Linked DNA regions of Homo sapiens: region 1 is linked to region 2. The links are chromatin loops, found by intact Hi-C in ENCODE. Cell type or tissue: ovary. All regions are shown on one strand. Links, peaks and the distances in the headings refer to the core of each region. The heading gives the core; the rest is flanking DNA. Region 1 overlaps LINC01768 (long intergenic non-protein coding RNA 1768). Region 2 overlaps CSF1 (colony stimulating factor 1).

The links. Peaks named below come from ENCODE experiments on the same cell type or tissue, not always from the same donor. Only the 100,000 strongest peaks of a DNase experiment are listed, where the experiment ranks them.
Region 1: it touches region 2 in a loop (2.8-fold over the local background); 19 of 110 quality-filtered maps call a loop at or near these places.

The regions. Positions count from the first base shown.
Region 1 is chr1:109,874,768-109,880,137 of GRCh38, reverse strand. All of the region lies in intron 4 of LINC01768 (long intergenic non-protein coding RNA 1768), which reads right to left. Among named protein-coding and RNA genes, the nearest start is that of CSF1, 33 kb to the left of the region's middle. RefSeq lists a silencer at 2,459-2,647. In ovary, for the core only: a CTCF peak has its summit at 2,505 (motif pointing right); a DNase peak (open chromatin) is centred at 2,607; H3K27ac peaks cover 1,366 bases.
Region 2 is chr1:109,925,628-109,930,997 of GRCh38, reverse strand. It overlaps CSF1 (colony stimulating factor 1), which reads right to left. Exons shown (of 9, transcript NM_000757.6): 9 at 6-2,146. Among named protein-coding and RNA genes, the nearest start is that of CSF1, 17 kb to the right of the region's middle. In ovary, for the core only: no CTCF peak of the experiment used is centred there; DNase peaks (open chromatin) are centred at 2,327 and 2,957; H3K27ac peaks cover 2,982 bases.

The sequences.
Region 1 (5,370 bases), core at 60-5,059, 51 kb after region 2:
CTCTCCCCTGGCTCCTCTGCCCCAGCCTCTCTGCCCTCCTGAATCTTAGCACAGAGACATAGGCTCCCCTTGCCAGGGGCGCACGCCCCTGATACCCTGCAACTCAATCACCCCTTTCCTATGAGGCCTACTTTGACCGCTCCCTGGCCCTAGCCCAGATCCCCCTCATTCCTTTACCTACTTCACAGGTCCTTTTTTTTTTTTTTTTTTTTAGATGGAGTTTTGCTCTTGTTGCCCAGGCTGGAGTGCAGTGGAGCAGTCTTGGCTCACTGCAACCTCTGTCTCCCGGGTTCAAGCCATTCTCCTGCCTCAGCCTCCCAAGTAGCTGGGATTACAGGCACCCACCACCATGCCTGGCTAACTTTTTGTATTTTTAAGTAGAGACAGGGTTTCATCATATTGGCCAGGCTGGTCTTGAACTCCTGGCCTCAGGTGATCCACCCGCCTCGGCCTCCCAAGTGTTGGGATTACAGGTGTGAGCCACCATGCCCGGCCTACTTCACAAGTCGTTTTGCCCACAGCACTTAGCACATTCTAGCCTCCCATGTAATCTGCTGATTTAATCTGTGTTTTGTACCCTGATGTATCCTAGACACTTCGAACTCAAAAAATATTTGTGTGTGAGTGATATAATCTCACAACAATCCTATGAGGTGGTTAAGTCAGCCTACTCATTTTAATGACAGAAACCCCAAGTTTTCCATGCTTAAGCTGTGATTCTCTCCGAGTGTCTGGGGTCAGGGTCAGGGTGACATTGAAAACAATGGCCCCCAGGACTGCCCAGCCCCCTCCCCTTTATGATTCCCCCACCCAGCATGCTGGCCACTTGAAACACTCTGGCACATGCTGAGATGCAAACCTATTCCTTTGGCTCCCCTCTGCACAGCTGAGGCCAACTAGAACTTTCCTGAGTTTTTCCTACTTCCCACTAAGGGAGGAAATCAGGGAAATTAACACAGAGAACATAAGAATCATAAAAACTGTCTGGCTTACAAAGTGAAGGCTTCTTACAAAGCAGAGGGGACTGCTTTGTTTCCAGTACCTTCTGAGGTGGCTGTGTTCCTACCTCAGGACCCTGGCATGACTCTCTAGGTGCCTGGCCTGTGTCTTCCACTTCCCAGGACCCAACTCCCACCTGCTACCTGCCTCCCACATTCCCCATCCTGCCCGTGGAGCTAGAAAGCTCACCCTGCCATTTCCTCATCATGACTAGAGAAGCTCACTTCTCTGGGACAGTTCTCTCTTCTGTAAAATGGGAAGGGTAGTGCTGGTGGGAGGTACAGATGAAATAACAGTGTGACGGGCTTTGGGAACTTTCAAACCTTACGCAAAGCTAAGATAAAGTGGAGGTGTGCAGGTGGGGTCAGGACCTGCCCCGGAGCCAGGAATTCTGACACAGTGGGTATCTGCAAAATATCCCGTTGCCGGGGCAGGACCCCTTGCCTGGTCAGGACCCCTTGCCTGCGAACTTGCAATTTGATCACAGACAAAGGAGATTTGCTTTCAGTTGAACAGTGACACTTTGGTCTCCCACTTACCTCGTTGTAGATGAGGCAGAAATTGGAGGACCTGGAACACAGAGGGAAAATGAGGCCAACAGTGGGGCCATGCTTGGAGGTACCCCCAAATCTGGTACAGGATCCCAGAGGAATTTCTGGGTGCAGTGGTGCACCCCTGTAGTTCCAGCTACTCAGGAGGCTGCAGTGGGAGGATCACTTGAGCCAAGAATTCCAAGTCCAGCATGGGCAACATAGTGAGACCTGTCTCTTAAGAAGAGAAAATCCCCAGGAGGTCATGTCCTGGCAAGAGCCCCTTAAGAGGCAGAAGCCTTATACTTTCTTAAGAATCTTTGCTTGGCATAGTGCAATCCATAAAGCACCTACTATATGTCAAGCACTGCAGATGGTATTGGGGATACAGCAGTGAACAAAATGGACTCCTGCCCTCATGGTGCATACCGTCTGTGGTCAAGACAGACATTTAGCACATACACAAATAATTATTATTTTATTATTATTTGTGTATTTGCTTAACAAATAATTATTTTTAATAACAGAGGCAAGGACTTAGATGGAGAGGTATAGGGTGCCATGAGAATGTATAATAGGGGAACTTGACATTGTGGAGGAAGTTTCAAGAAGTATTCCCAGAGGAGGTGCCATTTGAGCTGAGAACTACTTGCAGGGTACTGTTCAATTATCTCTAGCAAGTAAAAACTAGGTTCCTCACACGGCCCCCACGAGACTAGATACAGAATGTGGCCCAAGGCCCTAGGCCAAGGCAGACCCCGGATAGGGAATAAGACCTGGCAGTGATGGGGCAGGGAGGTCCTGAGGGGTTCAGGCTGAGCTTGGGCTCTGACCCCGCCTGTCCTCCAGCACACCCGTGTGCACACCCGAGCCAGCCTGTGAAGGGAAAGATCCTGGCTGCTCAACCACCCATGGACGCAGTGGGGCAGGGCCCCATGACCTCATTGTAATAGTGTCCTACAGCCTGGCCAGCAGGAGGAGAAAACAAACACTGAAAAGTCCCCCAGTGCTCCCTGATGCCGGTTCAGGAAGACTCAGGCGCTGCAGGCTCCAGCCTTTGGGCTGCAGGCAGCGCGCCCTACTCAGGAGGCCTGAACGGAATTCGAAAGTACTTATTTCTCACTGAAAAATTCCAAGGATTGCTCAACATTCCATTAACCCCAGGAGCTGGGGTTTGGCCGGAGACGCTGAGAGACGGCAGGAATGGGAGCCTGTGGGCCTGCCGCATGGCTCAGCACTGTCAGGGAATAGCTCCTCTGCCCTGCTCCCTGGGGGCACAAGGTGGGGGCAGGGGTTGCAGGGGGCTGTCAAGACCCTCCCTCCCCCAACGCAGGGGCTCTGAGTGTGGGGTGATTTTGGTGGAGCTGGAAGGAAGCTGGGGGAAATCTCCTGGCTTCTGTAGATGAGAGATGCTGTTCCTGCCCCTTGAAGAGAGCTGCCATATTCCCAAGAGGGCTGGGGACTGGGGCCCCAGATTCTCTGGCTCTGGTATGAAGGCCTGTTTTCCCAGCTCTCAGGAGCCACAGCGGGAGTTGCTCACTGAGAAGACTTTCTGTGGTTACCAGGGAGATCAGCTCCCTCTTCCCAGCTTTCTGCTTGAGGAGCCTGGCTCAAATGCCTCCTCCTCCAGGCAGCCTGGTCCATACCTGGACTGAAATCCTTCTCCTAACACATTATGTTTTATAGTATGGTTATTGCTATACATGTCTGCTCTCCCACACTAAGGAGAAAAGGGGAAGGCAGTCACCTTTTTGGTTCATGTGTGTATAATTCTGCAGGGTCCAGTTGGCACAGAGATGTGTGTACCAAGGTGTTTACCGAAGCATTGCTTACAGCAAGGGGAAATGGTAAGTTATCTAAATGTTCAAGAATAGGAGTTTGATTAAATCATCTAGAGTGTACCCATATGTCAGAATGCTAAGCGGCCATCAGCAATTCCATTCTCAGCAATATTTACAGGTATGGGAGAATATTAAAATCAACAAACTTCCATCACACAGAAGGAACATTTTAGTGTTTCCTTTACTTATTATTTTTTATGTAGATAGACAAATACAGTAAAACCCAACCAAAACATGATCTGTGTGGGGATAAAAATTGACAAGTGCAGGGTTGTATGATGGTGAAAGCAATAGAAAACAGCATTTGAAGCAAGGGGGAGTCTCTATTGTCCCGAAAAGCACAAGATAAAGATGTTGAAAATTATACTACACTCAGGACTCCGTAGGCTGAACTAAGAAAAGCCCCAAGTGACCGTGAGGCTGTCACTGTCTAATCCTACCCACCTGATCCACAGAAAGGAAGAGCAATTGGCTGGCTAGAGAACAATGACAGGAGAACAGAAGCCTATTGATTATTCCATTTCTGAATAATCATCGAATTGGACATAAATTTTTATTAGACCTGTACTGTATATATGTTTCATATCCTTTCATAGTTAACATTGTATCTTAAGCCACACCTCATTCTATTAAATACTATTTTAAAACATTACGTTATCGTAAACATCCTGTTTTTTTTTTAAGTCTTTGTTCTTATCTTCGATTTCCCCTTCCCCTTATTCATAGGGTACCATTGCTGAGTCAAAAGATATAAATATTTTTAAGATCACCGAAACTTATTTTCAAATTTCCCTGCAGAAAAGCGTTTCCAGTTTCCACTCAGCAGCAAATGAGAGTGTTGCCTGCAGCCCTTCCAGTAGGTAGGTCTATCATTGTTAAAGTCTCAGTGGATGGATTTGAGAGAGATTTTTAAAAGATAGAATTGATGGAATTTGGTGGCTGCTTGTGGGTATGAGAGGTGAAATCAAGAGAAGGAAGAGTTCATGATATTGAGATCCTTGGCTTGGATGTGTAGGACGATAGGGAAGCCTGTAGCTGAGAAAGGCAAAAGAGAAAGAGAATTGGGATCAGGCGAATAGAAATTTTGTTTAGGAGTACTGCACATTTAAAACAAGCAAACAAAAACCATGCAACACTCAGTAGATAAATAAGAAAAAACATTTTCCAAAAGGAAACATGTAAATAATTAAATAATTACAAAATATCAGTCTCACATTTCATTAACTAAGATTCATTTGGCTGAAAAGAATAGAATTTTAATTTTTACAAGTTAAGTTAAAGGAGGGAATTTAGAGGAGATAGCTAGGAAGAGATCCTTACACACTGGCAAGAGTCACTCTATCTCTATCTCTCTTCTTTGTTTGACTGCTCAGAGGAGGTGGGTGCTCTTCTGGGCACGCAAAACAATGAATATCCCCTAGATTCCCCGTATACGTACTTTTCTTCCCATACACATAATGCCTCCAAATGTCCTCTCTTAACGTAATGCAACCATCCCATCTCAGTGTAATGTAACTCAAGTCTTATCCAGCGACTGCATCCAGTTCCAAGTTCAGAATCTACTAAATTAGAAATCTCTTTTTTCCTCTGATAGCTGTTAAGATTTTCTTGTTCTTCTTGATGTTCTGCAGATTTAGAAAAGCCTGTATAGATGTGAATTTACTACCTATTCTACTAAGAACTCAGTGGGCACCTTTTTGTTGTTGTTCTGTTTTGTTTGTTTTTGAGACAGAGTCTCACTCTGTTGCCCAGGCTGGAGTGCAGTGGCACAATCTCCACTCACTGCAAACTCCACCTTCTGGATTCAAACGATTCTCCTACCTCAGCCTACCAAGTAGCTGGGATTACAGGCGCATGCCACCATGCCTGGCTAATTTTTGTATTTTTAGTAGAGATGAAGTTTCACCATGTTGGCCAGGCTGGTCTCAAACTCCTGTCAGGTGATCCGTCCACCTTGGCCTCCCAAATTCCTGGGATTACAGGCGCCTGGCCTCTCTTCT
Region 2 (5,370 bases), core at 200-5,199:
ACATGGCAGCTTGTGCACTTCTTTTATTATTAAATATATAAGCAGCTTCCTATCTTTTAAATAGATATTTAAATGACTTTATATAAAATAATTCACCACTTCCAAGTATAAAAACAAAATCTCACAGTGCGTGAGCCAATGTCCTCTCTTGACTTCTCAGAGAACAGAAGGGGTTCCTGAGCAGGTAGCCTGGGGGGACACCAGAGGTGGCTCTGGGGCTCCTCCTGCTCTGATGCCACCAAGTGCTCAAAAAGAGCTTCTGCAGTGGGTTGGATTGCTTTTTTGACCTTTAAAATATTATATGTTTAAGGTAGGGGGATGAAGGGGGAATGCCTTTTTATTTTTCTTCCATTTAAAAATATGTGTTTTCTAGCATCAAATATAGAGGCTGTGACTAGAAGGCTAAGCCCCATATGCAAGTTCACTGCCCTTCCCTAAGCTGTCGGCATCAGGACAGGGAAGGTGGGGCCAGCCGACCCTCACTTTCCTGGGCAGGAAGGGAAAGTCACGGGGCCCAGCGGCCAGGTAGGGCAGGGTCTCTTAGCGGAGGACAAAGGGCGGCAGGAGAGGAGGCACACAGCAGCACAAAGGAACCCAGGGGCAACTGGCAGCCCTGTCGCTCGTTGCCTAGGCCTCAGAGCCACCACCACAGGCTGGCCACAAAGTGGAGGCCCTCCAGGCATTGGAAGCTGAGGCCTGGCTCTCCTGATTGCTCTCCCACCCTGGCTTGCCTGGTTAGAGGTGATGGTAGAGGGGGTGGGTGAGAGTTGGAGGTCATCACTGCTGACCAAGGTCAGGAGGAAAGAAGGGTGAGAAGTGGATGGGAGCTGGATACCATGCAGGTGGGGCTGAGATGCAGCCCAGTCCAGGGCTCCTGACAGGGATAACCTGTTCAGCCCCAGGTTCCTGTCGGCAGCAGGGAAAGGACACTGCGCTGGGGTTTGGGAGTGCAGACCCTCCCCCAACCTCAGGTGCATACCTATATTTCAAAGGCCCATCTTCAGTCAGAGCTCGCCCTGTAGCCTCTCTGTCTGTGCCCTCCCCTCCCTTGCTCTCTCCCACTAGTCCCTTCCCTCTTGGGAATGTCAAAGTGCAAGATGCAGAAACCTGGGCGAACAACACAGCCTAAAGACCGGCTCTGGCTGGCGGCCCAGGAGGTTCTCCCACCCCACTCCACTCCGGGGAGTCAAAGGCCAGGTCAGGAGAAGGTCAGGGCTGAGGGGCTCCCTCAGTCGACTGGTGAGGCCAGCTCAGTGCAGGAGGCTGGGGAGAGGCTGGAGAGTGGAGGACGGACGGATGCTGGCTCATGGATGGACGGGGGCAGGCTGTTCAGCAGGCAGGTACAGTGTTCACAGTGCAATGGCTTCCTTCATGAGGGGAGCCTCTGCTTGGCCTCCTGGAGAAGCTCTGGCAGGTGCTGGAAGGAGGAGGGGCAGAGGCCAGTGCTTGATCCCCCTCTTGGCATCACTGGCAGGTCAGGCAGGTCCTGAGGGCAGGGCTGGCCTCCCCTCTGCGCCTGGCAACCAGCACAGGGCACTTAGGTGAGCCGAGGGTGTAGACCCTTCAGGCTGTCAGTGCAGACCAGCAGGTCCAGAGGCCTCCTCTTCCCGTCTCTCAGGCTGCACACCTTTACGGGAAATCAGGCCGACGCTGTCCCGCCCCACGAACTTCAGGCTCCTCTCTCTGGAGACAGGTCCATGCCTGTCCAGGCTGGGATACCTTGGCACCAGGCAGGCCCTCTGGGTGCAGGGTTCTTTCACTCCTCAGCGTCCACCCTGCTTTCCCACAAACCACAGGCCGGTGGGTCCCTGGCCTGGGTTCCGGCATGGAAGGGAGTGAGAGGAGGGTGCAGCCCCTGAGGGAAGAGGGTCCTGAGCCGGGCTCACCAGCCTTCCTCAAGCACATGGGAGCCTCCAGGGCTCACAATAAATAGTGGCAGCATGGGGAGCATCCTCTGGCCTCTCTCATTCAGTCAAGGGTCTGCGGGTTGAGACAGAGGGGCCCCAGCCTGGCTGCTCTGGTCCAGTCCTGGCAGGCAGGAGCTCTGGTGGAGGGCAGACCACATTCCAGGAGGATGGCCAGGGAGGGGTGGTGGTGGACGCCCCATAATGTCTCCTCCCACGGAGAGACTGTTCTGTGCGTCCAGCTGTGGGAGAGAAGGAAAGGCTAGTCAGCAGAGTGGGAATGCGGGGAGGGTCGTTGAGGACATGGATTGGGAGGTGTGGCATTCCTGTGGGCTGCTGGCGGTGCTGCAGGCAGGACTTCCTTTCCTCCCTTCCCTGGCCTTTCCAGACACCACAGAGAGACCAGGCAGCTTTCTCTGGCACCAGCCCAGGCCTCTGGCCCAACTGGCCTCACCTCCTACCTCCTCCTGGGGAATCAGGGCCTCAGTGGAAGATAACGGGGCCCGGGAGAGGTCTGGGCAGGGCTGGGAAGAGGGGTTACTGCTCAAGCAGAGGGCTCTGACAAGGAGCGAAGCGGGCACTTGAATGTCTTTGGACCCCTCCTCAGGCGAGGTCATCTCATTGGCCTTGGTCCAGTGAACAAAGGGTGATTCCTGCTAACACTAGCAAAGAAGAATCTTTCATTTCATCAGAGGGGCATCACATATGATGTTCAAGACAGTAGGGCAGAGCTAGCTGAAGAGGAACAACTTGGGCCAGAGAGGAAAAGTCTAGAGGCAGTGCCAGGACAAGGAAATTCCCACACTGTCATTTGGCACGCGACCCCTAAGCAACCCAGCCCCTCCTGGATGGGCCGAGGGCCTTGCCTCCCGCATCATCCATGGGAGTCAGGGCCTTGTCCTCTCGCCTTCCACCCCCATCCTTGTCCTCTTGCCCAGCATCCTCAGGACGCTTTGTTCCCAGAGCAGAAATCCCCTGGACCCCATCCAACAGTTTGACTTTGGACCTTGTGTGGAGCCTCCCTCCCTAACATCCATAGGCCCTACTGGGTAAGGAGGGAAGATGGAACCACAGCCTCTGGCTCCCTGCCCATTCCCATGCTCTAGAGGGAAAGAAGGGGAACCATAAACTGGACATGAGCCATGCTGGGTACAGCCAGGCCACAGGCCCAGCTAGGGCCCAGGAGGGGAGAAGGACCCAGTGAGCGAGTTCCAGCCTGCTGCCCCATCTTCTAGCTGCTTAGGGCTGAGGTGCTGGTGTCTGCATTTTCTGTGGCTCTGAGTCCCTATCTCAGTCTCTGCCTCTATGTTTCTCTCTCTCACTTCTCAAATCACAGCAGCAGTCACTCTAGGGGCTGGCACTCAATCTCTCCAAGGCCACTGGTGCCTGGCCTGGAGACCACCTTAGGGCTGGACCTGCCGGGCCAAGTGGGATCTGGATGTAGCCCCTGCCCTGGATTCCCTCTCCAAGTGAAATCTTGAGGGGGAAGAGGAAAGCTTGGGACGGGCCTGAGAATAAGCAAGTGGGGAAAGGAGGGTGGGCGTGTAGAGGGGTGGGACAGAGGGCCAAGACCACGGCGAGGGGTTTGGGGACAGACGACCCGTGGGAAGGGTGTTGTGGCACTGAGCCACCAGCAACCAGTTCTGAGGAGGCCTGGGTCATTTCACAGTCTTGCCAGTGCCCCAGCTGACCCACTCACCCATCTTAGCCCACCCCACTGACAAGGTAGACCCCAGGATTCCAGATATGTTGTTACTGCTGGTTCTTGTCTAAATAGGTTCCCCTGGTTTTGAGCATTTGCCAAATTCCCTATCTCTCTAGAAGGGGCCCAGACCTGTCACTCCACACATGGGAGAGCCCTGCGGCACTGGCTTGCACTTGGTAAAGGATGTGACTGGAAACTTGACTGGGTCACCCCAGCTAGTCAGCCAACCAGCCAATTAGTCAGGCAATCAGCTAGTCAGTTGCTCAATGGGCTCCCCAAGCAACAGCTGGTCAGTTAGGCAGTTACCAAGATAGTTGGTTGGTTAGTCATTCACCCAGCCAGCTGGTCAGCCAGTCAGTCAGAGTCAGTCAGTTAGCTGGTTAACTGGTCAGCTAGAGGCTGGTCAGTTAGAGACAGCTGGCCAGGGTCAGTCCGTGAGTCAGCCCTGAAGCCAGTCAGTCAACATTTATTGCATGTTTGGCAAATGTGGAGAGGCCCTCTCTTAGTAGAACCCAGGATGGAAAAAGAAACACAAAAAAAAGTGGAAGACAGTCCCTGCCCTCAAGGGGCTTACAATCTTAGGGATGTGGAATGTACAATACATATAAAATAAGATTTTAAAAAATATGAAAACAACATCCAAATAAGTGCAAATTGATATACTATTAGCCAAATACAAAAGAGCAGGAGGAGCATGACTGAAAAGAGCAGTCAGAAGGTTGTGGAGAAGCCAGGAAGGCTTCCTGATGGGCTGGCTGTGGGCTTGGGTGGGAGGGGGAAGAGGTGGGCCAGCTGGGGTTGGCGGGGGGCAGGGGTGAGGAACAATAGGGTCACAGCTACATCAACAACATGGGCAAAGACAACAGCAGGCACTCATCAATGTGCAGGAGGCACAACTGGGAGGGCTACGGAGATGACAGAATTAGGATTTCACACAACTTCAGTAGGTTCAGGTGATGGGCAGAAACCAACAAGGTGGCTTTAACAAAGGTGAACATAAACTGCACTTTGGTTAAAAAAGTTAAGTTGTCCAAGTACAGGGTAGAGATGGTCTGGCTTGACAGAAGTTTATGGGAAATGGAACTAGGGGTTTTAATAGACCACAGGCTCAACATATGACAACAGTATGATGCAGTTGTTAAGAAAAAAACTAATGCAATCTTAATCTGCACAAATAGAAGAATACTGTCCATATCAAGGAAGGTAACAGTCCCACTGTACTCTCTCTGAGCTGGTCAGACAACATCTGGAGTACTGTGTCCGGGGCTGGGCGTCACATTTTCAGAGGGACATTGACAAACGAGTGTGTCCAGGATGGTGAGGGGTCTGAAAACCATATCATATAAGGAACGTTTGAGGGACTTGGCCATACTTAGCTTAGAGAATTCTCAAAGGGGACATGGATACCTGACTTGAAATATCTGAGGGTTTTCATGAGAACAGGAGGGAGGAGCAGTATGGAGGGGGCAGGGAAGCCAGTTTTGCCTCGCATGAGGAAGACGTTTCTCCCAGTCTGACTGGAAGATGGCATGGGCTGTGGCTAGGCAGGGAGCTGGGCTGGATCTGGGAGTGTGTGACAGCCAGCTGGCTGGCTCCCTGTTGGGGACATGGAGAGGGGCAGTCCCTTTGGGGTGGGAACCAGGGCCAAATGACCCCTGAGAGCCCTTCCAAGACTCAGGTTCTATGTCAACATGATCCTAAAAGCAAGGAAGCAGAACTGACCTCAGCTGGGGAGGAGGGTTAACTGGTGCGGGGGTGGCG